2 separate regions of the Mus musculus genome follow, and region 2 is linked to region 1. Evidence: chromatin loops called from intact Hi-C (ENCODE). Cell type or tissue: heart. All regions are shown on one strand. Each heading gives the region's core, and the rest is flanking DNA. Links, peaks and the distances in the headings are about the cores only.

The links. Peaks named below come from ENCODE experiments on the same cell type or tissue, not always from the same donor. Only the 100,000 strongest peaks of a DNase experiment are listed, where the experiment ranks them.
Region 2: it touches region 1 in a loop (3.0-fold over the local background); 12 of 42 quality-filtered maps call a loop at or near these places.

What each region holds. Positions count from the first base shown.
Region 1 is chr6:49,241,287-49,256,956 of GRCm38, reverse strand. Tra2a (transformer 2 alpha) reads left to right here. Exons shown (of 8, transcript NM_198102.2): 2 at 4,442-4,575; 3 at 5,935-6,094; 4 at 7,783-7,971; 5 at 9,993-10,108; 6 at 11,347-11,481; 7 at 12,022-12,089; 8 at 12,226-13,036. The coding sequence ends at 12,236. Among named protein-coding and RNA genes, the nearest start is that of Tra2a, 15 kb to the left of the region's middle. In heart, for the core only: CTCF peaks have their summits at 5,550 (motif pointing right) and 9,535 (motif pointing right); no DNase peak of the experiment used is centred there.
Region 2 is chr6:49,052,342-49,068,011 of GRCm38, reverse strand. Gpnmb (glycoprotein (transmembrane) nmb) reads right to left here. Exons shown (of 11, transcript NM_053110.4): 10 at 12,298-12,391; 11 at 9,830-11,851. The coding sequence ends at 11,698. Among named protein-coding and RNA genes, the nearest start is that of Malsu1, 14 kb to the left of the region's middle. In heart, for the core only: a CTCF peak has its summit at 10,147 (motif pointing left); no DNase peak of the experiment used is centred there.

The sequences.
Region 1 (15,670 bases), core at 4,761-12,760:
TTCTTGAATGTTAGGAAAGCTCTCAAACTGAGCTACATCCCAAGCCCTAAACATTTGAAATCATTTTTATACCAGCTTTTTGAACATAGCATCTGATCAAAACACATAAGCTGACAGGGTTATGGCATCATTTAAATTTTTTACCAAAAGATTATAAAGTTTACAGATATAAACTCATGCCACAGTTATGAGGTTGACTAACAGTTACTAAGGCATTTATGATAAAAGTTTTCAAAATTATTCCAAACTCTAGAGAATATACAGACGTATGTTAGAGTTATCCACAAGCCTTTATGGAGACCATATTGACATCCTAGTGCATCTGACAAGGATGATCTTAAATGAAATGAAGTTATTTGAAATTTTAAACAATACATACTTTGGTTTTCTAGAGGTGCTTCTAGTAGCAACTTGGTTTGAGACTGGAAATGTTTGCTTTATTAGCCCAACTTCTAATAAAGATCTGCTCCGGGCTGGTGAGATGGCTCAGTGGGTTAGAGCACCCGACTGCTCTTCCGAAGGTCCAGAGTTCAAATCCCAGCAACCACATGGTGGCTCACAACCATCCGTAACAAGATCTGACTCCCTCTTCTGGAGTGTCTGAAGACAGCTACAGTGTACTTACATATAATAAATAAATAAATCTTTAAAAAAAAAAAAAAAAAGATCTGCTCCATTGTCCCCAGAGAAAGAAAGCAAAAAGGGTCTCTACTTGTAGACTGATTAAACAGAGTAAGTGCGGTATTTGGGCAGCCAAAGTACATTATCTTTCTTTTTGGCATATGATTTAAATTCACTAGTTTATTTTTATGGAAATTCCTACTTTATAAAGTACTAGGGAAATAACAGGAAGTTTGTTTCACATGATGTACATACATTTATATACATACACTGTATATAAACTTGCTTCCATTTACTTAGTATTAAACACTGAGCCTATGTATTTTACATCTACAGTTTACTGAGCATCCTATTACTTGTGAATGTTCTGTAACAATTTGTCCACATAGCAAATACCAAAGCCTGTTTGAGCAGTGCTTAGCTTTCTGCCTGACCTCTTTCTGGTTTTAATATCTAAGGTAGATTGAAGCCTATGTAGTGTTTTCTTTATAATCTGATATGGGTCAATGTGAGTCCTTTTACATGTTTTATTCAGCTGGGCAGCATATTGTAAAGGGTTGTTGAATATTGTAGCCAGGATAATAAGGAATTGTTAACATCCCTTCAATGAGACAGCTTTAAGAGCTGGTTAGTCTAGTGGGACAAGACAGATGACCAACTCTTTCCAGCATTTTTTTTTCTTTGTTGTAATTTAGGTCCCCAAATTCTAAATAGTCTTAATGATTTTTTTTTAATTTAAAATTAGTCAGCTGTCACACATGCTTGTCAAAATAATGCTTTTGAACTGGATGTCTAGATCAGTGTTAGAGTGCTTACTTAGCGTGGAACAGTTGTGGGTTCTAGCACTGAAGAGAACACCTTCAAAATGTTTTATTTTTAAAAGACATTCTGCTATGCAGTGATATTTTGTTGCTACTCAAGATCTGGGACTGAAGTTTAAATTAAAAGAAAAAAAAATTACTGAGTTATTTAAGTCTCCAGAAGAGATTTTGGAGGCCAATAAGATAGCTCAGTGAGTAAGAAGGCATTTCCTGCTATACCTCATAGCCTGAATTTTGAGTACCGATGAACTCTTAACAAGTTGCTCTTTGTCCACAAAATACTAATTAAATTGACATTTTGAAAGAAGTCATTTTTCAGTAACAATACTTAATGAGGAGAAACTTGGAAATTAAAAAAATGTATCTGGGCCATTAAATTTTTGTCACGATAAAGGGTTTATTAATCATTTAAGAATAAATTTATGCTTTATTTTAGGATTTTTTTTTTTAACCATAAAGCTAACACTTTATAGTATCTCAGAGCAAGACCTCCTAATGCCTAATTGTACAACAAAGGCTGTGGTGCTTACCCAGACACTGTTGTGACCACTGCTTTTCACAGCAGCAAAAACAAATGATATACCTGAGGGCCTTTGTTGTTGGTTTTTGTTTATTTTTTTATTTTTTTGGTTTTTCAAGACAGGGTTTCTCTGTATGGCCCTAGCTGTCCTGGAACTCACTTTGTAGACCAGGCTGGCCTCGAACTCAGAAATCTGCCTGTCTCTGCCTCCCAAGTGCAGGGATTAAAGGCGTCCGCCACCACTGCCCAGCTTACTAAAATTTGTTTTAAATGTACATTGGTGTTTTGCCTGCACTTAGTCTGTGTGAGGATGTCAGATCCTGGAGTTACAGACAGTTGTGAGCTGCCATGTGGGTGCTGGGGATTAAATCCTGGTCCTCTGGAAGGGCAGCCAGTGCTCTTAACCTGAGCCACCTAGAGGGTCTGTTTTATAGAAAGAAAAGGTAACAGAGAATCATTGTCTTTGGTTCAGATTTTGAGCCAGCCCCTTGCTTCAGTTACAAGCAACATTAATAATTTTCTTTTTCTGTAAGTAATATGTTGCCCCAGGCTTCTGTCTAGGCATCTGAGTCTAAGATATAAAAGACTTAACACTGGGTAACTAAATGGAAACATCACTGACCAGGAAAATAATGGGTGGAGTTCTTGTTAGGTAAATCTTTTGATATTAAACTAAGAGAGGGGTCCAGGGATATAGCTCAATTGATAGGGTGCTTACCTAGCACTAGGCTCTGGTTAAATCCCAGCATTGCATAAGGCCAAGTTTGGTTGTGCATGCCAATGTATACTTGGGAGATAAAGGCAGAAGATGTGGGATATCTTACTGCATAAATGAAAACTGGTATGAATATATACTTTTGTAAGATTCCATTATCAATTGTTTGGAGAAACCAAATCTTGGTTTCTATTTTGGTTGTATAGGTCTCATATCAGTCAAGTTACCATGCTTTCTTGTCAGTTATAAGTTATTTGGTAACTTTTTTACATAGAAGTTTTTCAGAAACCAATTTGTAATGAAGGAGATTTATGTTTCTTGTCAAGAGATAAGATGCCCCTGCAAGGAGTACAAATGTGCATTAAGTGCAAAAGCAAAAGTCAAGGGCAACCATCATGGTACACATTTTTTTATTTGTACCCGGTGGTATTTAAGTGGTATTAGAGCGGAGGATTTCTGTGAACTGTATAGTCCATCCTGAGTTCTTAAATGCAATTGTGTCTCATAAGACAGGAATAGCATGTATTTCAGGAATTTATAAACTGAAGTAAGGGCTGTTGGAAACTTTGTTCTTTCCTTTTAGTTTCTCTATGCTTGCTTCAAAACACATCTTTCTGGTTAATCAGAATAAGTGAAGTTGGTAGTCAAAATTGGGGGGAGGTGTAATGTTGCTATTTGTTATGTCTCTGATTTCTGGCATGTGTGCTGTCATGAGTTCAGATGATGGACACAGCTATTTTGGCCTGGGATGCTTTGCTTCAGCAGTGCCTGAATTTCTTAGTTTGGCTTATTGAAAGTTAATTCTAAGATCAGTAAGAGCCTTTAGCCTATAAAATAGTGGAAAATGAATATTTAGGTGGGGGAGTTGCAGTTTATGTTTGAATTACATATTTATATTAAAATTAGGGACTAGGATGGAACATGAAAGGGGAGGAGGGTAAAGAGAATGGTTAAAAACTTTAGAGAAATTCAGTAAATTCTGTTAGACTACACTTTTGAACATTTTTAAATACTATAAAATTTGTTTTTTTTTTTTAATTTATTTTTAAATAAACTAGTTATTTGCACTTTACCTGCTGGCCTTCCCATTTGGTAGATAACATTCTGAACTCCAGCAGAGTTTTATAATCCCCACGTGCTTAAATATACTAAATGTTCTTTTTCCATTAAGGTTAATGTTCGTGAAGAAATTGAAGAGTTTTTTCCAAGAATGTGGAAGATAAATCAAGATAAAAGAAGGCTAATGAAAAGTATTAAAGATCAGAAAATTAAAATTGAATGGGGGAAAAAATTGAACAGAAGATTGGTCAGATAGAAGCACTTGAATATTTTTTTAAGGCTATTTTGAATTGTTTGAATTGGGGAAGAATACACGAAGTATGAAAAATGAAAAACTCAATGAAGAATGAAGAGAAGTAGAAAGCAAGAGTGAAGTAGAATTAAAAGAATCTGGAAGAATGAATGGGTCCTAGGTTAAGTAAATGTATGGTTTATGTTCCAGTGTCTGTATGATCAAGTTGTAGATGAATTTGCATGATTACTTAGTTAATAGAAAATTGATGATCTGGTTCAAGTAGGGAATTATTGAGGACAGTTAGCAGTATTAACAATGGGATATTAATGAGCTGAAATTTTTTTCTGGAGGGTGTTGCCTAACCATTTGTTTTTCAGGAGCAATCAATATAAATAATTACGGTACTTTAAATGTTAGGTGTTAGGCATCTGCATGACCAGTGCCATTTGTAATACTGTCTTCTTTGTTAGGAGTCTCGCTCTCAGTCAAAATCTCCAACGGGAACTCCTGCTCGTGTAAAATCAGAGAGCAGGTCAGGATCTCGTAGTCCATCACGGGTGTCCAAACATTCTGAATCCCATTCTCGATCAAGATCAAAGTCCAGGTAAGCCTAAACTTTGTAAACTGCTCTCTCCCTGTAAGGGCTCCGTTTAGCTGTATTTCACACAGAAAGTTCACCATCTGCTCAGACCTTTAGAGACCTTCCTTAGCATATCTATTAGCTGTTATCCCTGATTAAAGTCATGTGCCATCATGCTCTACTCTCTCTCTCTCTCTGTGTGTGTCTTTCAAGTTTAATGGAAGTTTCATGTTTTAATGGGAGGTGAAATGAGAGTGAATGGACTAAATAGGAATTTTTAAAAAATCACAATATGGGAGCTGGGCGTGGTGGTGCACACCTTAATCCCAGCACTAGGAGGCAGAGGCAGGCAGATTTCTGATTTCGAGGCCAGCCTGGTCTACAAAGTGAGTTCCAGGACAGCCAGGGGTACACAGAGAAACCCTGTCTCGAGGAAAAAAAAAATATGGGCAAGAGAGATGGCACAGTGGCTAAGAATGTTTGCTGGTTTTCCAGAAGACCTGAATTTGATTTTGGTTCTCGGAACACGTTTGGCAGCTTACAACCAACCACCTGTAACTACCATCAGGAGTTACACCTGCAATCCACTTCTGCCAGGTGTTTACAAACGTGTATACATACACATAAGTAAAAATAAGGGTCTGTGTGTGTGCACAAGCAGGTGCCCATGTTGTTTAAAAGAGGATCGAATTCCTTACAGAGAGTTGTGTTGAAAACCAAAGTTCGGTCCTCTGCGAGTGCAGTGTGCATCCTGAACAAGGAAGCCATCTCTAACCACCAAAAGATCTTTTAAAAATATTTTCCCAGGTCAAAGGAGGCATTGAAACATCTCAGTTGTTGGCACATAACAAAATGACAGAGAGCTAAAAAAAAAGTCATATTTGTATGCAATCTAGAGTGTAGAGGGAATTTGATTTAGTACTTTTTTCTTAAGAATTGTTTATTTTATGTAGTAAACTATATTTATGAGTACACTGTCACTGTCTCCAGACAGACCAGCAGAGGGCATCAGATCCTATTATACATGGTTGCGAGCCACTATGTGGTTGCTGGGAATTGAACTTGGAAGAGCAGCAGTCAGTGCTCTTAACCGCTGAGCCATCTCTCCAGCCCCTGATCTGATTACTTACTAAAAGTATTCTTTCTTCTTTTTCTCTTTTTTAAAATTATGTTTTATGTCTATATATGTGTACCACAAGCATGCAGTGCCTTCAGAGACCAGAACAAAGAGTCATCCCCCTAGAACTAGAATTATATAGATGGTTATGAGCCATGCTAAAAATCAAACCTGAGTCTTTTTGGAGACCAATAAATACTCTTACTGCTGAGCTATCTCTCCAGCCCTGTGATCCAGTATTTTACCTAAGTTTATTTCTTTCAAAGGTCAAGGTCAAGGAGGCATTCGCATAGACGCTACACTCGATCCAGGTCACACTCTCATAGGAGACGATCTCGGAGTAGGTCCTATACACCCGAGTATAGGCGGCGGAGGAGCCGGAGTCACTCTCCAATGTCTAATCGCAGAAGGCATACTGGAAGCAGGGTATGTGTATAAGAAGAGTTAATGGAAATTGGGTTTTCTCTTTCCTGAATGTGTAGTCGTGGCAAAATACCTTGCTTTTTATGAAAAACTTCTGGCCTTTGTCAATCTTATTTAAGCCTAGAATGTCTTCAGCCTCTGAGACTTGCTGCTGAATAAGCTCCCCCTTCTAGTTCTTTCTGGCTGGCTGCTCCTGCACACTGATTCAAACTGGCTTCTTGCAACTCTGACTGAATTGCTCTGCTTGACCCCATACTAACTCTGGCAATCTGTTCTAATCTGCTGGCTCCTCAGTCTCTGGCTTGTTCTGTTTTCATCTGTGTCTAGCTTGTTCTCTCTTTGTAACCTATCTTTGTACAACTGTCCCAATAAAACTGCCTGCTCTCTCTGTACTGATCTCTCTTAAGTAGCTCTCTTCTTTTAACATGTGTATTCTTAACATCTTTGTGTGACAGGTTGTTTGGATATGGGACACTGAAGTGTTTTGTTTTAGTTTATTTAGTAGTTGGCTAAGGGACCAGCAAGAAAGCCCAGGAAGTGGATCAGGGCACTTGGCTGCCAGTCCTGATGACCTGAGCTTAAACTAGAGTCTACATTGTATAAAGAGTTGTCCTGACCTCTGAATGTGTTTCATAGCATAAGTGTGTCCATATATGCACACAGTGCATAAATCTGTTTTTTAGAAAATAGGTGACAGAGTCCAGGTTTCAACCAGGTTGCTTTGGTCTAAAGTTCTTGATCTGCTATGCTTCTACATGAAGCCAGTGATACTGACAAGCATGGTAGACGTGTGTCAGTATTTAAATCTGGATCCTGGAAACATTCAGAGGATAGATACCCTGTTACAGAATGGAAGTGGTGATAGGAATTACATACAGCTCAGTGGCTAAGAGCACTGACCTGCTTTGCCATAGGAGTGGGTTGGGATCTGTTGTCCCATCTGGCATCTCTGCATGCACACGGACAGATGCGTGGAAAAAGAGGTGTTGGTTTTTTGTTTTTGTTTTTTGTTCTGTGTTTGTGAGTGCCTGCTTTTATGTGCACCATGTTTGCCTGGGGAGGTCAGAAGGTGTTGGATCCCCTGAAAGCAGAGTTATAGTGGTTGTAAGCCACCATCTGGGTACTGGGAACTGAAATGGGATCCCTTGCAAGAGCAGCAAGTACCCTTAACCATTGAGCCATCTTGTCAGCTCCTAAAATCTTTGCAAGAATGAAAGTAGAGGGCTGGGAATGTAACGGAATTGGAAGAGCGCTTGTCTGTTGTGAATGAGGCCCTGGCTTCAACCTTCAGCATCACATAGCATAGGATATGTGCTGCATGGCTAATCCCAGCACTGAGGTTACTGGTAAAAGTGAAAACGAGTTGTAGCCGAGCGTGGTGGCGTACGTCTTTAATCCTGGCACTTGGGAGGCAGAGGCAGGCGGATTTCTGAGTTCGAGGCCAGCCAGGGCTACAGAGAAACCCTGAAAAAAAAAAAAAGAGAACAAGTTGTGTAAGCATTGAAGAATTAGGGGGGCGAAAGATGAATTCTTTGGGTACTTCCTGAAAATTGCTGGGCTAGACTAGGGTGTGGGGATGTTTTTGTGCAGGCTATAGATAGCTATAAACTGTGTTCCAAAAAAGATCTTCATGTGTTTTGATCTTACGTATTGAGTGCTAATTAAAATTTAACTCCTCCTTTACTCAACAGGCAAACCCAGATCCCAACACTTGCTTGGGAGTATTTGGCCTCAGTTTGTACACAACAGAGAGAGATCTTCGTGAAGTGTTTTCTCGATATGGACCTCTGAGTGGTGTTAATGTAGTTTATGATCAGCGAACTGGGAGGTCACGTGGATTTGCTTTTGTGTATTTTGAGAGAATAGATGACTCTAAGGAGGTAAATCTGGTTTTACAATTTTCATTTAAAATTTTTTGGTATGCATAATGATAAAGTATTACTAGTAGTAGTAGTAGTATGTAATTTCTAATTAGTAATAGCATTACTGTCAGAGTTCTATTAATCTACATTTCTGTAAATATGCCTTCAGATTCTGTGACCTGATTGGAACTCTCTCACAGTGTTACAGTTAAAAAGTTTTGCTTTTCAGTTTATGCTGGTATAATTACATGCTGATTGAAATCTGACCTTATGAAGTGAATTATATAAGTTAATGTTAAAAACTACAGTGTGGGCTGGAGAGATGTCTCAGTGGTTAAGAACACCAACTGCTCTTCCGAAGGTCCTGGGTTCAAATCCCAGCAACCACATGGTGGCTCACAACTACCCATAATGAGATCTGATGCCCTCTTCTGGGGTGTCTGAAGACAGCTACAGTGTACTTACATATAATAATAAATCTTTGGGCCGGTGCAATGGGGCCAGAGCAGAGTTCAATTTCCAGCAACCACATGATGGCTCACGACCATCTGTACAGCTACAGTATACTCATATACATGTAATAAAACTACAGTGTATAAGGGTTTGGGGTTTTTTTTGTTTTTTTTTTTTTGTTTTTTGGTTTTTTTGTTTTTTTGAGACAGGGTTTCTCTGTGTAGCCCTGGCTGTCCTGGAGCTCAGGCTGGCCTCGAACTCAGAAATCCGCCTGCCTCTGCCTCCCGAGTGCTGGGATTAAAGGTGTGCACCACCACCGCCCGGGTATATAAGTTTTTTTTTTTTAATAAGCCCATATTCATGTTTAAATTAATCTAATTTTAGCCTAATTCCCCATGTACAGGTGCAGAAGTGGCTTTTCTAACTTTTTAATGTATTTGTTATTCTGCTCTGTAATTCAAACATGATCATAATGAAAATTAGTGCCTATTTTAAAAATAGTACCTGATAATGGCGTTTGGAGGTGTGAGGATATTTAGCATGCTAGTGTGCTGGCACATGTCATATGTGTAACGAACGCTGAGAGCGAGCTGGGGCTGAAAGAGCACTTGGATGAATCCTGTAGTGGACTGGATGACCCCAGACCGTAGAATTAATAAGCCCAGATGATTGTATATGATTCTTAGTTTGTACATTTATTATCTAGTAGGCAGACTAATTTCTCAGTTATTAGAACATTTATTTTTTTACTAGTGTGTATTTGGGACTTCCTTATTCCTGTTTTTAAGTCACAATATCAGTGATTCACTGGCTGTCCTCAAACTCATGGAGATCTGCCTACCTCTACCTCTTGATGCTGAGATGAAAGATTTTTACCTTATTTCAGTTAGGATATGAGCCAGGCTTGGTATATAATGTGACTATAGTCCCACCACTTGGGAGATAGATCGACAAAAATAGATCCAGGTGGGTAGGTAGGTAGAGGATGGCTACAGCCATCAATCCAGGCAGGCAGAATAGGGACAAAAATGGGAGAAAAGAATTGTTATCATTGCATCCTTCCTCCCCATCCCCCCAGTGGGATTAGCTCAAGCACAGACAGGCTATGTCCCTTTACACTTGGAAATCACTAGGGGGCAGTATTGGCTTAGACTTGTTCATTTTAAACAAAGGGGTACAAACTGTTACAATTGTTTGCATCCCCTTAAATCGTTTTTTGGCTACTTAGTTTTACCAACAAATATTGAATTACAAGCTGAAGAGCAAGAATAGAGGAAAGTTAGGGAGGGCATGGTGGTGCATACCCGTAATTCCAGTATGAGGCAGAAGGACTGCTATAATTCCCAAGTCACTCATGGTGACAGTGATAATCTAGTCTTAAGGTGAGCAGCTGAGGTTATAAACAAAAGTTAAAAGGTTAAAGCTTAGTTCACTCTTCTGTATATCTAAGATGTTAATACAAAGTGCATTAACTATGCTATTTTCAAAGGTAGATTCATTTGGATTATGAATACTTCATGCTTAATTTTAGCTAAAAATGGCTTCAAGATTAGTGAGTTATTAATTGCTTTCTTTTTCTCTTGTAGGCTATGGAGAGAGCAAATGGGATGGAGCTGGACGGTAGAAGAATCCGTGTGGATTATTCTATCACCAAGAGAGCGCACACACCCACACCAGGCATTTACATGGGCAGACCAACTCAGTAAGATTGGGTTTTATAGGGGTAGAGTACGTGCCTAGCAGATTCAGGGCTTGGGTGTAGGTCCCAGGCTGCCAAGCAAATAAAGCCAGTTATTTTAAGATTAAACTACACTCTAGAAATGTAATAATGCATGTCAGAATTTGACTAGGGAATTGAAAACATCTACACCCCCCTCCCTTCTGTATCATTTTATTTTTGTCAGCATATATTCATTTGCAGGAACTAGAAAGATGGCTCATCAGTTTAAAACATTTGCTGTCCCACATAGGACCCAAATTAGAACATACTTAAATTACGTTTATTTTATGCATATACTTCAAGTGAAGGAAATCTGTGTGTGTTCTTTGCTGGGCACAGTGGTTTGGCTCCAGTCCTTGTAAAGAATACAAAGGAGGCAGAGGCCAGGCTTTAAACAGTGTCCCTTATTTGGAACACGTGAAGAAAGAGGGCTGGATTTAAATTCACCTCTAAAGGTTGTAACACATCGGATCTGGATCCTGACACAGTTTTAGTGGAGTCATTCTCTCCAGTGCTCAGGGTTTGTTTACTTAAATATTTATCTTAGGAAGGGGACATAGGCTTGCAGAGTTTGGTTCTATCCATCCTCGTAGGTTCCATAGGTGGAACTCAGACCTATCAGCCTTAGCAGCAAGTGCCTTTTCCCACTGGCCCATCTTTCCAGCCTCTACACTTGCTATTTCTTCCTTGTCTTCAGGTATTCTTAGATGTAGTTTTAGCTACTTTACATGCTGTTAATGTCTTCTTTCAGTTTTTCTTCCTTTTAAAAGACAGTGTCTCTACAGAGCCTTGGTTGTCCTAGAACTTACTTTGTAGACTGGCTGGCCTCAAACTCACAGAGATCCTCCTACCTCTGCCTCCCAAGTGCTGGGACTAAAGTGATGCACTTAGTTTGGTTTTTAAATCTGTGTTGGAGAGGGTATACACAAGCACATAGAAGCCTTGGAGGCTGAAAAATGGTGTCAGCTCCCCTGGAGCTAGAATAGCCAGATGTTGTGAGCCTCCGTGAGTGAGTGCTAAAAACCAAACAGGTAAGAGTAGCAGGTACTCTTAACTGCTGAGCCATCTCTCCAGAGAGTTCTGTGAATCGAACACCATAGGCATTGGCAAAGTGAGGTGTGTGAGGGCATTTGCATTGCAAGGGGAGGTTCCTTCTCCTCTCTCTTGTCCCAGTATGAAATGATCTGGATAATAACCTTTCCCCCTTCATTTTTCTGTAGCAGCGGTGGTGGAGGTGGCGGAGGAGGAGGTGGCGGAGGAGGAGGTGGTGGCGGTGGTAGACGACGAGATTCTTACTACGATAGAGGATATGATCGAGGCTATGACAGATACGAAGATTATGATTACCGGTACAGGTAATATTTTAATTTGGGATATATATACTTTGCAAAATAGTAGCATTATTTAGCACTTTAATGTTGAATATGTATGAACAAAAAACTGGATGTTTGAGCCAGGTCTGGTAGCTGGGTGGTGCCGGTTGTTTGAGAAACAAAGATAGGATCATTTAAGCCCAACCTGTCAACGTGGTTGGTGATTTTTTTTTATATATTTTCGGGTGGGGTAGGCAGGAGCTGGAGTAGATTTTAGAGCTGAGTGTGTCACTCAGTGGAACTATGATTCTCCAGTATTATGTTCCTGGGCTCAATCCTTAGTACTGTTGAGTTTTTGGTTGGTTTATTTGTTTTGAAGACATGGCCTCAATTATGTAGCCCTGACTGGCTTAGAACTGGCTGTGCAAACCAGCCTGGCCTCATTAACAGATACTGTCTTCCAAGTATTGAGATTAAAAACCTGCACTACTCTAATGGCTAGGGTTTTTTTTTTTTTGTTTTGTTTTGTTTTCACCTGACTGTGGTTATGTGATGTACTAATTCAGCTCTCATTTCTTACAGAAGAAGGTCGCCCTCTCCTTACTACAGTCGCTACAGGTCACGATCGAGATCCCGTTCCTATAGTCCAAGTATGTAAATTTTACTTCTGTAGAATTGAAACCATCTTTCTAAGCAGTGGTGTACTTTGGGATATGTGGTTGCTGTTAATATTGGGAAGATATTAGACCAGTCAGACTGTAATTAATTCTCTTTGTTCTATTTCAGGACGCTATTGATACTGGAGTGATTGTGCCCGAGGACTTTGCTTTTTCTTCTTTTTGATTTTGGATTCCCAAGCTTCCATGCTTCCTAGTCCTTTAAACCAAAACCAAACAACCTGGTTTATTTAATCTCTGCCTGACCAGTTGTGTTGCTGTTTCCACCCTTTGTTATACTCTAAAGGTGTAATTGTCTTTTCAGTAGTGAACATCCTGAGTGAAAGGGAGCCCGGGTTCTGCTTTGTGGTTCTTCTTTGCCTTTACAGAGGATTGACTTCTTATTTGAGGACAGAAACCATCTTTTGAAAACTTTTTCTGATGGATATTGTGGTAGACATTAGAAATCTGTGGTATGATAAACTGCTTTTTAATCTTCTTGGGGAAGGTAAATAACACTTTAAGTAGGTCAGTCATGCCAGCTTTGTCTGGAGTGGCATGGAGCAGTTGAATAGTTGAGTGTAGAATGTTTGAAGCTCTAGGAGAAAATGTGGGACATTTCTTTTGAAGAATATAACTTTGAACCTAAGAATTAAGTCACCTTTTAGAAATTAAAAGCTTGTAATTCCTATAAGACATGTTGTATTTGAATTTACATGTTAAACCTTATAAACTTAAAGTGTGATTTTTATGTTAAATTTACAGAAACTTAAGTATTCCCTTAATCACTGAAGGACAACCTTTATTTATTAACTAGAACAATTGTATAACTTGCTGTTAGAAATTTTGGTATTGGGACATTGGTTACATGGGTTATTGTATAGGATCCTAAAATACATGTGGGGAAGAGTAATTTCAAATAAAAGTTAATTTGAAAATGGGATTGTCTCTTTATTTGATAACAGTGGGAAATATAACTGGATTAAAAGCCGTTTTTTGTTTTATGATTGAGTGTTTTGCTTGCATGTATATATGTGTAGTGTGTGCATAGGCAGTGCCTGCCTTGGGAGCTAGAAAAGGGTATCTTAGCTCTTGGCCTGTTAACAGTTGTGAGCCACTATGTGGGTGCTTGGGAGTAGAATGGGGCTCTGGAAGAGCAAACACTCTTGTCTCTCCAGCCCAGTAGAAACCAGTCTAATTTTCCTCACATTCCTGCAATATATTTTATATAAAATTTTGCCCATCTTAAGTTGACTTACTAATTTCCCCACCTTTTCCTAAGACTGTGTGTGTGTGTGTGTGTGTGTGTGTGTGTGTGTGTGTGTGTGTGTGTGTGTAATGTGAGCCAAAAGTATGATTTTATTCCAGCATGTGGAGGCAGAGATAGGTGTGAATTTCTTGAGTTTGAAACTAGCCTGGTCTACTAGTTCTAGCACACGATAGATGATAGATAGATAGATAGATAGATAGATAGATAGATAGATAGATAGATAGATAGATAGATAGATAGAGTAAGTAGTAGGTAGGTAAAGTAGATAGATAGAAAGACCTGCTTTAAAAGGAATGCTATGTGTGTGTACCAAACTCTAGAGACAGAAAAACCACCTTGAGCACAAGTTTGTGCCAATCTCGAAGGATTTTAGGGTAAGACCCAGCCAATGAGGAAAAGACATGCATTAGAATAGAAACCAAGTAAACATCCTTCAAAAGTTTGTTTGCTAGCTTGGTTTGAGTTCTGGAGCATCCTTTTTACAAAACTTGCTTTGCAAGCTACTCTCCAATTCCTTGTGTGTTTCTTCTTTATGTAGCCCTGAGATTATTTGTTGCTGAACATCCTTGGGTCTTTTCTTGACCAATTATTGGTGTGGGAGAGTTCCCACTGTAGGGAGGTGGTAGGAACCAAACATGTGAGCATAGCCTTTAACAACTGATGCATCTCTCCAGCCCTTATAAATGGATATTAATTACAAGTATAGGATAACCATGCTACAAAACACAGACCCAAAGAAGCCAAGCAACAAGGAGGGCCCAATAGGGGACACTTGAATCTCAGAAGGGGAATAGATTAGACATTGGGGTGGGGAAAGGGGTGAGTGAGGTTGGTTACATGAGGAATGAGGTAGGATGGAGAGAACTGAATTGGGAGAGAGGTGCATCTCTGAGATGAGTTAGAACAATGGAAACTCCCAGGAATCTATGAGGATGACCCTAACCCAAGACTTTTAGCATAACCAGGCAAAACTTTCAATGGGATTGAGACCAACCCAGCCACAAAACCTAAGACCCAGAACTTGTTCTATAAGTTACACAAGGGTAAGAAATGGAGCAGAATTTGAGGAAAGGACCAAACTGACTGGCTTGGCTTGAGATCCATGCCATGGGAGGGAGCCCACCCCTGACACTAAATGATACTCTGCTTTGCTTGGTGACAGGAGACTAGCATAACTCATCAGAGACTTCACCCACCAACTCATAGAAACTGATGCAGAGACTCAGAACCAAACAAGTTCGGAATCCCATTCAAGAGAGAGGGAGGGAGGAAACACTCAGCTAACCAGGGCCCATAGGGACCTACAAAGACTGAACTGGTCACCAGCAAGCATGCGTAGGAGGGACCTAGGCCCTCTGCATAGATGTAACAGTTGTGCAGCTGGGTCTTCATGTGGAATTCAGCCAGGAACAGGGGCTGTCTGACTACACTGCTCGCCTTTGGATCCCTTTCCCCTAACTGGGCTGCCTTGTCTAACCTTAGAAGATGTGCCTAGACTTACTACAGCTTGCTATGCCAAGACTGGTTGACAACAATGGGATGTCCTGAGAAGAGCAAGAAGGTTGGGTTGGGTGTGTGAGGGAGAGACTGGGAGGAGAGAAGGGAGGGGAAGCTGTGACCAGGAAGGAAAGGAAGGAAGGAAAGAAAGAAAAAAAACTGAGCAAACCCTGGGGGCAAGTCAGTACACAGTGTTCCTCCATGGCTCCGCCTTTCTGAGTTCAAGGCCAGCCTGGTCTACAAAGTGAGTGCCAGGACAGCCAGGGCTACACAGAGAAACCCTGTCTCAAAACACAAAAAAAAAAAAAAAAAAAAAAAAAAAAATACAGGTGAAGACCATTACAAAGAACCATCCACAACTAATCAAGATGCAGAGAACAAGAGATCATGGGATGTCAAGTCACAGCTGAGACTTCCACAGCACACTTCCTGCACCTGTAGGAAGTATTGTGGAACTCAGAGGTAACTGTGGACAGGTGGTGGGAAGATTCTACAAGCCAGAGGAACAGAAAGTTTGCTGAGAGGTTGTGTCATCGAGAAACATCAGAGACATAACACTCGTGAAGTCTCATCAACGTGGCTGCCTACACAGACCTGAACCTGGATGATACCAATAAATATGATAACATGAAAAGGGGAAAGCTTAAAGAGCTACAACCCTAGACAAACCACTGTGGGCAAACTGGAAGAGCCTGTCAATTGGTTATCCAATACCAAGTGGTCAGTTTCGGGACCATACCATATACACACAGGTAACATTATACAGACAAAGCAAGATATAGATATATATCACAAAATTCAAGAGCTA
Region 2 (15,670 bases), core at 5,249-13,248, 190 kb after region 1:
TGACATTGTCCTTTGCCTCACAGAAGTTTTTCAGTTTCATAAGGTCCCATTTATCAATTGTTGATATTACAGTTTGAGTCATTGGTGTTCTGTTCAGGAAATTCTCTCCTATACCAACGTGTTCAAGGCTATTTCCCAATTTCTCTTCTATGAGGTTTAATGTATCCAGTTTTATGTTGAGGTCCTTGATCTATTTGGACTTGAATTTTGTGCAGAGTGATAAATATAGATGGATTTGCATTTTTCTACATGCAGACCCTCCAGTTAGACCAGCACTATTGGTTGAAGATGCTTTCTTTTTTCCACTGTATGGTTTTGGCTTCTTTATCAAAAATCAAGTGTCCATAGATGTGTAGGTTTATTTCTGAATCTTTGATTCAGTTCCATTGATCAACTTGTCTGTTTCTGTACCAATACCATGAAGTTCTTCTCCCTCTTGCTCTCTAGTGCATCTTGAGGTCAGAGATGGTGATTCCTGCAGAAGTTCAGTCTTTGTTTTGGCTATGTTGGGTTTTTGTTTTTCCATATGAAGTTGAGAATTGCCCTTTCAAGGTCTGTAAAAAAATTGTTTTGGAATTTTGATAAGGATTGTATTCAATATGTACATTGCTTTTGGTAAGATGGTCATTCTTACTATGTTAATCCTACCTATCCATGAGCATGGGAGATCTTTCCATCTTCTGACATTTTTTCAATTTATTTCTTCACAGGTTTGAAAATTTTGTCTTACAGATATTTCACTTGCTTGGTTAGAGTTACACCAAAATATTTTATACTATTTTTGGCTGTTGTGAAGCGTGGTGTTTCCCTAATTTCTTTCTCTGCCTGTTTATCATTTGTATAAAGAAAGGCTACTGATTTATTTGAGTTAATTTTATATTCAGCCATTTTGCTGAAGTTGCTTATCAACTATAGGAGTTCTCTGGTAGAATTTTTGGGGTAGCTTAAGTATACTATCATATCATCTGCAAATAGTGATACCTTGACTTCTTCCTTTCCAATTTGTATCCCCTTAATATCCTTTTGTTGTTTTATTGCTCTAGCTAGAACTTCAAGTACTATATTGAATAAATAGGGAGAGAGAGTGGCAGCCTTGTCTCACACCTGATTTTAGTGGGATTGCTTCAAGTTTCTCTCCATTTAATTTGATGTTGGCTATTGGCTTGCTGTGTATTGCTTTTATAATATCTCGGTCTGTGCCTTGAATTCCTGATCGCTCCAAGACTTTTAACATGAAGGGGTGTTGGATTTTGTCAAAGTCTTTTTCAGCATCTAATGAGATAATCATGTGGGTTTTTTCCTTTCAGTTTGTTTACATAGCGGATTGGGTTGATTTTCATTTATTGAATCATTTCTAAATCCCTGGCATGAAGCCTACCTGATCGTGGTGAATGATTGTCTTAGTAAGGGTTTTACTGCTGTGAACAGACACCATGACCAAGGCAAGTCTTATAAAAACAACATTTAATTGGGGCTGGCTTACAGGTTCAGAGGTTAAGTCCATTATCATCAAGGTGGGAGAATGGCAGTATCCAGACAGGCATGGCGCAGGCAGAGCTGAGAGTTTTACATCTTCATCCAAAGGCTGCTAGTGGAAGACTCACTTCCAGGCAACCAGGGTGAGGATCTTAAACCCACGCCCACAGTGACATACCTATTCCAACAAGGCCACACCTCCAAATGGTGCCACTCCCTGGCCCAAGAATATACAAACCATCACAATGATGTTTTTAATGTGTGCTTGGATTTGGTTTGCAAGAATTTTATTGAATTATTTTTTAATTTTAAGAATTTTTATTTATTTATTGAATTACTTTTATATTTTAAGAATTATTTTTGCTTCAGTGTTTATAAGTGAGATTGGTCTGAGGTTCTCTTTCTTTGATTGTGGCCTCATAGAATGAATTAGGTAGTGTTTCTTCTGTTTCTATTTTGTGGAATAATTTGAGGAGTATTGATTTTAACTTTTCTTTGAAAGTCTGGTAGAATTTTGCATTAAAACCATCTGGTTCTGAGCTTTTTTGTTTGGGAGACTTTTTAAAATTAATTAATGTATTTTTTTTTTAAAGATTTATTTATTATATGTAAGTACACTGTAGCTGTCTTCAGACACTCCAGAAGAGGGAGTCAGATCTCGTTACGGATGGTTGTGAGCCACCATGTGGTTGCTGGGATTTGAACTCCGGACCTTCGGAAGAGCAGTCGGGTGCTCTTACCCACTGAGCCATCTCACCAGCCCCTAATTAATGTATTTTTATTAGATATTTTCTTTATATACATTTCAAATGCTATCCTGAAAGTTCCCTATACCCTCCCTCTGCCCTGCCCCCCTACCCACCCACTCCCGCTTAACAAACTTCAACTAACAGTAACCAAACAGCCAACCAACTAACTACCCAACAACCACAGCTACCCCAACCCACAGGGCTCTCGCATTTATAAACCCTCTCAAAAGTCAGAATTCCAGACATCACATAGTCACAGAAACTATCTACAGCTGGCAAACTTGCGCCCCTGCCAGAGCACAAGGCATATCATAGTCAACTGCTGTGTACAGTCTGAAGCAGCTCCATATCCCATATCTAGGAATAAAATGAAAACATATTCTTATAGTATTTCTTTGGGTTTTTTTTTATTTTTATTAGATATTTTCTTCATTTACATTTCAAATGCTATCCCAAAAGTCCCCTATACCCTCCCCCCCCCCCGCATCCCCCTCCTCCCGCTCTGCTCCCCAACCCACCCACTCCCGCTTCCTGGCCCTGGCATTCCCCCGTACTGGGACATATGATCTTTGCAAGACCAAGGGCCTCTCCTCTCACTGATGGCTGACTAGGCCATCCTCTGCTACATATGCAACACAGCTCTGGGGGTACTGGTTAGTTCATAGTGTTGTTCCTCCTATAGGGTTGCAGACCCCTTCAGCCCTTGGGTACTTTCTCTAGCTCCTCCATTGGGGGCCCTGTGTTCCATCCAATAGATGACTGAGAGCATCCATTTTTGTATTTGCCAGGCACTGGCATAGCCTCACAAGAGACAGCTATATCAGGGTCCTTTCAGCAAAATCTTGCTGGCACATGCAATAGTGTCTGGGTTAGGTGGTTGTTTACAGGATGAATCCCTGGGTGGGGCTGTTGGTTTTGTTTTGTTTTTGTTTTTGTTTAAAAAACAAAAACAAAACCAAAATCCCAAAATTGACAGTACACACCAGAACCTCACACACAGAAGGTTCTCCTTTGGGGGAGGTACTTCTACAATCTCTTTGTAACCACTTTTTTAAACCAAAGTGCAAGCTCCATTCCCCACACTTGCCTTGGGCACAGCATTCCCTGATCTTTTAGAGTCATTGCTTGCCCTGAGTTAGATCTCTACCTGCCTACAGGCAATATTTCAACACTAGCTGTTCATTATGACTTGGTAGCAAGAACTTTACTATTTGATGCCAAAGGCAATAACAACAGGGTACCAGGAAAAAAAAATTCAGTCTAGTTCTGAGGACAAAACTACAGCACAGGGAAGCACAGGGAAGGAACAGTCAGCAGACGTTCACTGACAGTGGCTTTGACCTGTACGAGTACAGAGAAGAGCTGAAGCAATGACGAGATGCTGTGACCATCTCCAGGACTCTGAGCTTCCTTTTTCATGGCATGCCACTCTGCCGACTATCTATCTCCCTGTCCCCAGGAGGTGGCTAGTTCTGTAAAGGCTTCCTCTCTCCGCTCTAGGCTGCCTGGCTCACTTTTCTTAGCCAGTATAACCCATACTACCCACTGTCCAACATCTGGAAGCAGCTGTTCCTCAGGTTCCCAGTAGTGAGTCCTAAGGCATGATTTATGATAAAGACATCTAGCTTTCTTCCCTGTCCTTACTACTCACTTCCTTCTTTTCTTTTTTCCTTTTCTCCCCTCTTTCTCTCCCCTCCTTCCCTCCTTCTTTCTTTTTCTGACAATGGTTCACATAGTCAAGGCTGACCGTCAACTCCCTATGTAGTAGAGCATGGCCCTCCTCTACTAACCCTGATCCTCCTGCCTCTGTCTCCCAAGTGCTGAGGTTTCAGGAGTAGAGCACACAACGCTGGCTGGGAATCGCTCCCTGTGTGTGCTGTCTATCCGTCTTTTAGGGTTGTTGCAATAGAGGACTACAGACTTAGTGGCTTATAGAACAGAACTACTGTGCTTCTAGTTATGGAGGCCAGAAACCTAAGGTCCAGGTGGTGTCAAGTTGGCTTCTGGTGGTGCCTCTCTTGTAGATGGCCACCTTTTAACCTGTTCTCACTTGGTGTTTTCCTCTTCTTGGAAGGACATCAGCCATTGCAGATCCTGTCTTTTTGAGATCTCATACAATCCTAATTAGCTCCTCAAAGCTTCCACATTTAAATCCACGGATGTCTTGGGACACATAATTCAGATCATGGCAGCTGTGATTGTCGGATGCTCCTTGAATTATGATGGAACATAGACCAAATAAACTACATTTAAATAAAACTCAATTGTAAATTAAACATAGAGTAAGTTTAAAAAATGGGATGGGTTTAATACACCTTATTTACCCAGCATCCTAGCTAAACACCCGCACTACAGAGGGCTGGTGTTTTCCCTTATGATTGTTTGGGAAATTCCATGGCCACTACCCAGAATCAGGGAAAATATTATGTACCCCAAAATCTACCCTGCGGAGGAGGGGATTGAAATTAAAGGTCTGATTTCTAGTTTCTACTGTATTTTTACTAATATTTTGAAATAATAAATTATGCAAAAATAATTATTACACAAGAAAATCTGAGCATTAACTGGATGTTTTATTAGAACAAAATGACTGCTAATGAAAGAAAATAAAACTTGAAATCTATGATTCATGTAATTTATGTCAAATAGCCCAAAGAGTTGATTGTGAGCTTTGAAACCTGGGGCTGAGAACAGAACAGGCCAGGACATGCTCGGGCAGGCCCGTGTTAAGACATTCCTGAGGCTGCTTGGCCATAAAGATAAAGAGAATGACATGCTGGACTGGCCCGGCGGCTCCCTATCTCCCGCCCTTCTGACCTAAGTTAAATGTTATCTGCATGTACAGTCTGCTGATGTTTAAATGGACCAGTCATGTCAAACCCCCAGCCCCAGCCCCAGCCCCTTTTCTATAAAACCCCCTAGCTTCCAAGCCTCGTGGTCGAATCCACTGTCTCCTGCGGGAGATATGTTTTGACCCGGAGCTCCGCCATTAAACTACCTCGTGTATTTACATCAAGACGGTCTGTTTGTTCCTGATTCTTGGGTGCACGCCGAATCGGGAGTTGAGTGGGGGTTTCCCCACTAGGTTCTTTCACTAACTACTTTATATGTGATGAGATAATTGTATATTTTGTTAAAAGGTCTTAGTTTTATAGAAAAGTAAACTGAAATATTTTTTAGATAAAATGCTATAACTTCTGGAATTTTCTTTAGATATTAAAGTGAATAGGGCCACCAGAGCTCAGTAGGTAAATGCACTCTCTGTGACCTGGGATTGATCCCTGAAAGTAAAGGTGGTAGAGAGAACCAATTCCATAATGCTGCCTTCTATTCTCCACATGTGCAATATGTACCCCAGAAGTACACACACACACAAACACACACAAACACATACAAACACACACACAAACACATACACACACAAGCACACACAAACACATACACACACAAGCACACACAAACACATACACACATACACAAATACATACACATACACACACAAATACATGCACACACATACACAAGGTTAATCAATAGATTTAATAAATTAAATTGACTAAAGAGATCAATTAGATAGGGTTAGCCATAAATTGAATAATGATTTGAATTTACATTATGGATTTTGTTTGTTTGTATTTGTATTTGTTTTTAACTTTTAGCGCTATAATTTTCATCTCTAAAAGTTCTTCGGGGGAAGCCCCCATGCCACGATGCTTCTTTCATTATGTTAGCAGTCTGTCAGTTTCTTTCAACTTCCTCTTCCTAAATGTATGAGGTAGGCTCAACTTTATTTTCAAATTCTAAGGCTTGCTATAATTCCCAGGCTGGCCTTGAACTCTTGAGCTCTGCCCTGCCTTGCCCTGCCCCGCCCCACCCTGCCTCAGTCTCTTGGGCTGGGTCTATGCCACCATGCTCAGATGAGACATGCTTTATGCCCATTATCTGCTGCAGTAGTTGCCAGCCTGCTTCTCTTGGCTCATTCATAAAGGATTATTTGTCATGTGTTCAGTGAGTTGCTTTTAATTGTGAGCCCATGTTCTTGAGGTTTTATCTGTGGCTTGGCATTCCTGCAGAGAGAGTTCACACGGCTTCTGCCAGGCAGGCAGACAGATGCATCCAGAACTACTTTAAACATGATGTTTAGCTCTTATTTTTTTGTGTTAACCTATGTTCATTTTAAAAACTTATTTGTGTTTACATGTTTGTATAAATGTTCACCCCATATCCATTGAGTGCCCTTAGAGTCCAGAGCAGGATGCCAGGCTCCTTGGAGCTGGAGTTCCAGGAGGTAGTTGTGAACTTCCTGACATGGGAACTGAACTTGGGTTTCCTGGTGGAACAGTTGGCACTCTTAAACAGCAAAACCACCTCTCCAGTCCCTGTAAATTCTTGTTTTGAGATCACAGGTTAGGAATTCTAGACCCTGTAGGCCCCAGCATATGCCCTGCTTCCAAGTGGGTCTCTCTGCTGCCTGTGTGTGGGTTTTCTCTGTTTCATTCCAGGTTATTAATAAGGATCCTGGCTTTATTCAGGAGAATCATTTTGGCAGTGTTGGGCTCATGGGGCTTCTTGCATTCTGTCCAGGCTTCCTCATTTACTGATCTTCAACCCAAAGACTGACTGAGTCTCTCTCTCTCTCTCTCTCTCTCTCTCTCTGTGTGTGTGTGTGTGTGTGTGTGTTTTGACTGAATGTACATATGTGTACCACAGAGGCCAGAAGAGGGCTGGGACTAGAGTTACAGGCAGTTGTGAGCTGCCATGTGGGTGCTGGGAATCGAACCCCATTCCTTGAACTGGAAGAGCAGCCAGTGCTCTTAACTACTGTGCCATTTCTGCAGTCCCAAAAATTGAGTCTTGGCATCCACACTTGAAGGCCCCCAGGTTGTCTGTTTATTTGCCCCTCCTGAGAAAACTCTGGCTCAGTGCTGGTTTTCTCCTGTTGTCTTTTGGGGGTGGGGGTAGGGTCATGAAAGAATCCTCTTTTAGTTTCCTGCCAGCTCAATCAAGTGTTGAAAGCTGGTGAGTCCTTATTCAGATTCCTCCTGACAGGATTCTTAGGTGCTGGAGAAGTGACTGCCTTGCAGAAGAACCCAGTTTGGTTCCCAGCACCCACGTCAGGCAGCTGACAACTGCCTGTAACTCCAGTTCTAGGGGGATCTGCTGCTCTCTGGCCCTCTGAGCAGTCTCTCTCTCTCTCTCTCTCTCTCTCTCTCACACACACACACACACACACACACATACACAGAGAGAATGGGAGGGGGAGAGGGAGAGAGAGGAGAGAAGAGAAGCATTGACTTGAAGTTTTCTGAAAAATTCTTGTTTTCCTAATAGTTTGGATCTGAGAACTACTCTAGGTCACAGATAGGCAGGCTGTCAGTAAAGGGTCAGGCAGCAAATACAGGTGTTGAAGGCTCCTGTGTCAGAGCTACCCAGCTGTGCTGCTGTAATGGCTGAGCAGCAGCTGAGAGCACATAAATGAAATGTGGCTGTCCAGGCACTGAGGTATGTCTACTTGGAGGCGAAGGGAGGAAGAGAGGAAACTATTGAGCCACTAAGCCCTGGAGTTTAGGGCCTAGGTAACATAGTGAGATCTTGTCTGGTGGTGGACGAGGATGGGGGGAGGAGGGGGAGAAGGAGGGGAAGGAGGTGGGAGGAGGGAGAGAGAAATGGTGGAAAAGAGGAGGGCGAGCAGGGGAGGAAGAGGAGAGAGAGAATAGTAGATCTTTACTTACGCATACTGAACTCTGCATTTCAGATAACTGTTTTGTATCATTTGGGATGGCTCTGCTTCCCCTCCCTGCTTTCTTTGCTTATTTTTCTTTCTGTGCTGGGATGGAACCCAACTATGACTCTTCATTTTTTTCCCCTAGCCATTTAGAAGTATAAAAACTATACGTTGCTTATGGGCAGAAGCATGGCTTTGGCAGGGGAACTGAAATCTGCCTGACGTGGAGTATATTAGCTTCCTAGCGGCTCTGTGGAAAAACGGTTAACTTTGTCTCCATTTTCCACAGAAGAGCGTCAGAACCTGAAGACTCAGAAGTGGCCTCCCTGTCCTCTCCATCATTTGACAGATGAGGGGCAGAGAGGGAGACAGGCTCTGGGCATCTTGCTAGCGACAGCATGATGACACAGGCTGTCCCATTCTAGCCCTGTCTACTTTCCTACACTCGTTCAGTTCCAAGCCAGAGTTTACCGTTGTCTCCACAACCACAGAAACCTCCTGCCACAAAAGCTAAGCCCTGGAGTTTAGGGCTAGCCTAGGTAACACAGTGAGATCTTGTCTGGTGGGGGGAGGGGGGTGGAGCTCAGCAACAGCTCTTGTCTTTTCAGGAAAGCAGAATTTGTTTCACGCATACACTCAAAGTAAAGACTGGACTCAAGGGCTGATATTTGTGTTGGCATCCGTGTAGCTGTATTGAACAGCATGATTGCATTGGTAGTATAAGGGCAGTTTGGTTTGTAGATGACGTTGTGAGATGCCTGGGGAAGTTAGGCACAGACTGAAAACTGGCTAAGTACTAAAGCCATGCAAGTGCAAAGGGCCTGCCCGAGTTACTGTTCTACCTCTGTGCAGAGACACCACGACCAAAGACACACTTATAAAAGAAAACATTTCATTAGGGGCTTGCTTACCGTTTCAGACGGTTAGCCCATATTCATCGTGGCAGGAAGCATGGTGGCAGGCTGGCGTGGGATGGAGAGCTTACATCCTTACCCACAGGCAGGCAGGCAAAAAGAGCAAGACTGGGCCTGGCAATGAACCCCTCCCCCAGCAACACACCTCTCCCAACAAAGGCACACCTCCTAACTCTTCTCAAACCAACTGGGGACCAAGCACTTAAATATATAAATCTGTGGGGCCATTCTCATTCAAACCACCACAGGGCCCATAGGAGAGCTCTGATTCCTTGTAGAATCTTAAGGATAAAGGGGATGGCTATTGACTACAAACAGAAGTTGCCCTTGCAGGTGAAGCTGAGGCCAGTGGGTGGGCCAGAACCCAGGTCAGTGAAGTCACAGCAGTGACCACATGAGCAGTGGCTTACTGTGCTGGTCTGGAATCCCAGCTCCACAAACTCAGTTTTGTGTCTCTTATTATCTCTTCGTTCTCTCCTAGACCCAGAACCACCCTAGCATTCAATAAAAGATGATTAAATGAGCAAAATCAGTCTGCAACGGTTGATCCCTGGAAGCAGACCTTTGAATTTTCATGGTATTTATTCCAGCAGCATTGGAAGCCTCCTTCAACATCAACCAGCCAACCAACAACAAATAAACAAACAGCAAACAACAGACAAACAGCTAACATCAACAAACAACTGCAACAAACAACCCAACAAGTAACAACAACAACAACAACAAACATCAACAAAACACTTTCAAAGAATTGTTCCCCCACTAGGGTTCCCCCAAAGGAGGTCACCCTCATCCTCTGGAAGACTGTCTTTTCATCTGCTCTTTGTGTCACTTGAGCTTAAGAGTTCTGTGCATTCTGTGTGTGATGGGTACTTTGAGTGCATCGCCTTCAAACTATGGGATTTTCAGATTATGAGAATTTCAATCCAGGGAAACAGATATTTGTGAATTACTCAGAGATGCTTAGGATGCAGACATTTATAAAAGCCCTAGAAATAAGCAATTCCTGGAATAATTTGTTACATACACATGTACTTTTCGTGAGAAGTTTTAATTCTCAGCCAACATCAATCAAGCCATCCCTGTCTCTTAGGCTATTTCTTCCATTCTGCAGACAGTTCCCTTACCAGGGTCACTTGGAAAATATAAATCGACACAATTTACTATTTCAGACTTCTTTCCTACTACTAGATTAAAATTTGTTTAGATGAAGCTAGATAAACAAAGTCATGGACCTGCCGCTTTGGTGGCTGTTCTGTATCTGCTGTTCTCTGCTGCCCCCTGTTGACCTGAGCAAGGAAGTGATCCCAAGCCCAGCCTTGCTCATTCTTGTCCTGGAACCAGCAGAATAAGGATTCTCTGTTGGTTTCTCAGAAATCCAAATTATGGGGTCCCACCTCCACAAGACAGTGTTTGGAACCATGGGGTGGAGTCTAAGCGGTCTGTGGATTCTGCAGCAACCTGAAATCAATGTCCTGTTTTGGGTACTAGTGAACGGGCTCCTTAGTATGTAAAAATCAATCAATCAATCAATCAATCAATCAATCAATCAATCAATCAATCAATCAAGCTTCTTCACGTGTTTCTGTCCCCAGGCTGAGACTGTAACACAAGGCTGTACCTGCACTCATTCTTCCATCAGGAGCAGTAGCGGCCATGTGAAGTGAGTCAGAGAGGGACAGCATACCCCTTCTACAGCTGAGACAGAGGCAGAAAAGACTCCTAACATGCCATGTCACTAGGTCACAAAGCTTTAGATGTCAGGGCTCGGTTCAGATACAAGGCTGCTGTTGGGATGCCTGTGCCCAGGACTCCTTCAGTTGCTCTGGGCTCCTTGGCTGTGGGGCTGTCCCGCAGGCACAGGGTGTTCAGCAGCCCTGGGCTCTCCCCACTAGATGCCAGTAGCACCCCACCCTAGTTTTGACAACCACAAATCTCTCCAAACATTGCCAAACACTCCTGGCTGAGAGGCCCTGTCCTAAGTGGTCAGCAATTTTTACATTCTTTGGAGACAATTTCCAAACAAAAAGCTTCTTTTTGCTTCTAGGCCACCTAGTGGGGGGGGGGGGTGTCAAAGTACCAGACTGAATGTTGGTCCTCCACAATGCCTCAAAAATGAGCAGTCATTCTATAATACCATCATATTTATCCAGTTGTCTACCTTCATCAAGGTAGATACAGTCTGGACTCTCAGATCTCACTTGGTTGCTATTAAGGGTCTGCTGGTATAGAATAGACAAGGTCTCATAGGTCAAGTGCAGCCCACCACATGCTTTATAAGTGTCCATGGATAAATGAATGGATGGGTAGTTCACTGAACTACACAGGGAAAATTTTCTCCCCAATATAATAATCACACAGCTTATTAGACTGCCTTTTTAATGAGTAGAATATGTACACACACGCACCATACACAAAGCCCGGGCCCATTATAATTTTGTCAGGAGCTCAGGCATGCTCAGTGAGTTGGAAGGCAGATGAAGCATGGCCTTCAGGTGGTGATTAGCTGGGTTCATGCCCATGTTATGTGGAAAGCTGAGGCATCTGTGGTATCTCCCCCAGTTAACCTAGGACCTTAAGTAGCAGTGACCCCACCTCCCCTTCAGACACAGCGTGTCCACCCCACGAACAGTGTAAAAACCACAATACAGATGGGAAGAAACACTAAGTCTTCCCATGTCTTCTCTAAAATGCTATTTAACCACACTCCCTAAGCCACGATATACATTTTACAATAATCCTTAGAGAACAACAGTTCCCAGCCACATACTTCTGCACAGCTCACATACATGCACAGAAGAGTGGGTTCCTGGTCAGAGGGAAGGCCAAAGACTTAGAGTGTCCTTGGCTTGTCCTGGAGCAATGGATCCTTCTCCTGGTCTCCTCGGAAGAACGGGGCTTTCGCGTGACTGAGGAGAACACTCAGGCCCTTGCCCTTGACCGTGTTCCTGGGGCAGTTTCCTATTGGCTTGTACGCCTTGTGTTTTCTGAAAACAATGTGTTGGACAGGACTTTAAAAATATCTTCAGCTGAACTAAATTCCTTTCTATAGCGTTTCTCATGACAGGTGCAAAAGAGCGAATTCCACCCAACCCAGTCTGTCGCTTGGAACACACCAGCATCACAGGAGAGTATAGCTATTTTCTCTTCAAGCAAGAAGCACTCACTTTGAGATTTCGTTAAACATTACAAAAACCAATTTTGTCAAGTTACTGACATCTGGTAGCACTTTCAGGATTAAAACAAACAAATCCCAAGCCATAGTAAAATTAATAGGTCCCAGTTTGGTATTTGTGGTTCGATGGACCACATTTCCTCTCATACACATAATATTTAAAAGGAAGAAAGGAAAATGGCACATTCATACAGACGAATGCTATTTGCTTTTGACTATCTGCTATAGAGATGTAAAGTGTTAAAATCAGAAACTTACTTGTACAGCAAGATGGTAACCATGGTGACAAGCACAGCCAGGCAGCCGATGGAGATCAGGACACCATTCACTGCTCTCAGAGGGGAGTCTGGGTCTTTAAAGCAGAAGGAAAACTGCATGAGTTAGGCTGCATTCCTCCATGGTTGGAGGACATCTGCTTGTGATGCTATTGAATAAACGAGCAACCGCTTTCAACTGCTTTCAACACCAAGGGGCTAAAAGGCTCTCACACTCCATTGTGCTGGCCTCTGGCCTCATCTCAGGCTCTGTGCTTGCCCCTGTCCTAAAACCTCTGAAATTCTGTGAACCGTGCACAGCCCCTGCTGGGACAGCCCTTCCCTGGCTTCTCTCAGGTTTCCTCAGTCGCCCTGTGCCCTCGAGCGTTTCAGAGGGAACCATCTCTCCTCTGTCACTACCCTGCCTGCCTCTTCCTAGGCCTGGGTCACATTGTGTCTTATTCCTTCCCTCGTCTCATCTGTACCAATGACCACAAAGGCAGACACTTTGTCTTCTTTCTCCTCTGTAACCAGCCAGTTCTGTCTCCATCCCAAAGCATATCTGGTCATCCGAGCTGCCTCTGCTCTGCCACTGTCACCATCTGGTCCTCCAGACCCCTCCTAGAAGGTCCTCTTTACCGATTACAATTGTCTTTCCATCATGTGATGATAAGATCTTCTCACAGGTGAATGCCTCACCCTTGCTTACAGAATGAAACTTCAAAGACTCTAACAGTAGCCTTGGTGTGATTTCACTGTTTATGTTTAGGTCTTAGTTCCCAGGAGGCCCTCTACCAAGATGGTATTACAGAACAGCAAGACTTGTCCCACACCCTGTCTAGGGCTCTAACCACTGCCTTCACCTCCACTCCAAGCTCCCTCCTCTCCTTCCTCTGACTGTTTTTTTTTTTCTCTTCAAGATACCATCTTGTTAATTTGTTTCTTGCCTGGGTTTAAAATAAGTCTGATTATATATTTTGAGTTGGGACCTAACTGACAAATTCATAGGTAAGCAACACCACCACCACCCCACACACTCACAAACACACACACACACACATACTCACACACACATACTCACACACACACTCACACACACACACTCACACACACACTCACACACACACTCACACACACACATACTCACACACACACTCACACACACACTCACACACACACTCACACACACATACACACACTCACTCACACACACTCACACACACACATACACACACTCACACACACACACATACACACATACACACTCAAAACAAAAAACAAGGGGCTGGAGAGATGGTTCAGTGCATATGAGCACTAACTGCTCTTCAGAGGACTTGGGGTCAATTCCCAGCACCCACATGGCAGCACAATAACCCAGTTTCAAGGGGATCTGATGCCCTCTTCTGGACTCTACAGGAACTGTACCAGTGTGGTACACAGATGTCTATGCAGGCAAAATACACACACACATAAAATAAAATTTAAAACATCTCAAAAAGCCGGGCAGTGGTGGCAGACGCCTTTAATCCCAGCACTTGGGAGGCAGAGGCAGGTGGATTTCTGAGTTCGAGGCCAGCCTGGTCTACAGAGTGAGTTCCAGGACAGCCAGGGCTACACAGAGAAACCCTGTCTCGAAAAACCAAAAAAGAAAAAAAAAATCTCAAAAAATAAACAAACAAAAACCCCAAGTAACATCAAAAACCAACAGCCAAGAAGCTGGGAGGTTGGCTCAGCAGTCAAGGGCACAGTTGCTTTTGCAGAGGATCTGAGTTCTTTGAGTAATCATGTCTAGATGTTCACAACCAACTGTAAATCCAGATCCAGGTCCTTCGACAGCCTCCCCTGGCCTCTGTGGGCACCTGTATGCACATACATGTGCACACGATCTTGAGAGCACACACACACACACACACACACACACATGCACACACCCACACCCCAAATCCTTTAAAACAAAAAACAATTAAGTTTCAGTCAACCATAAGCAGCTTAATTGATTGACTCCAGGCCTCAATTAGCAGTCAGCAATGGTTGCTCCTAGGTTCTGACAGCCAGTTTGGGGAGCTGTCAATGGGATCTGGTCTGGGCCACTTCTGACTCCAGTGTTGCTCAGTTTGGTGCTTAAACAAACTGTGAAATTGAATTGGTCTAAACGTTTTCCTATAACATCTGTTACTGCTCAGGGAAGCAGGGGTCCTCCCTGTTTTGTTCCTTAGTCAGTGACTTCTGTCTTGTGCAGAGCTCTGTGCTGAGCATGAAGCAGACAGCTTAGTGACTATCAATCAATAAAGAGAATTTCAGCTAAATATCAGTGAGTTTTCGGTTGAGTTCTCTATTTCTGAAATTCTGATTTTGAAATTTGAGTTAATAAGTTAGAACACTCACTGGATTACAGGTTTTTCGTTCGTTTGTTTGTTTGTTTTTGTTTTTTGTTTTGGTTTTGGGTTTTTTGTTTGTTTGTTTCTTTTTCTGACTTTTCTCCTTACTGCTCTGTGTGGGTGCATGGTTGCATGTGTGTGTATGGTTGCATGTGTGTGCATGATTGCGTGTGTGCATGGTTGTGTGTGTGCATAGTTGTGTGTAAATGGTTGTGTGTGTGCATGGTTGCATGTGTGTATGATTGTATGTGTGCATGGTTGTGTGTGGGGGGTTGTGTGGGTGTGGGTGCACTTGTGAACATGTGGAGATAAAGGAAAACCATGGGTGTCATTCCTCTTTTTGTTTGAGAATGGCTTTCTCTTTGGTTTGGAAATTGGTCAAGTGTGTTAGACTGAACGGTGAGTGAGCTTCCAGGAGTCTGTCTGTCTCCACCTCCCATCTTACCATTGTTGGGATTTCAGGTGCACATCACCACTCCTGGCTTTTTGTGGGGGTTCTGGGGATCTGAACTCTGGTTCTCATGCTTGCAAGGTAAGCACTTGACTGACTGAACTAACACACACTCTCTCTCTCTCTCTCTCTCTCTCTCTCTCTCTCTCTCTCTCTCTCTCAGGTTTTGTTATGTGCTATACCCGAGTTGGACTTGTACTTGCGACCCTCCTGTATCAATTTCGTGAGTACTGGGAGGTAGGCATGTGTCCCACACCACACCTCCCAGTTTCCTGTTTTTTTTTTCTTTTCTTAAGATGCTGGATTAGAAGCCTGGTCTTGTTGGCTCACTCATGCCAAGAAAGCGCCCCACTGTTATGTTCCATCTCAGCCTCCTTCCTTCAGATCTCAGTCACTCACTACAACAAAAACAGCCCACACAGGAAACCTGCAGTTTGCCAGTACAGGGGAACAATGTGGAACAAGCTAAGATTTTAAAGGTAATTCTGAAAGGCACAGGGCTGGGGCAGCCTTAGCTACACAGCTCCCGGAGGTCAGGAGACGGAAAT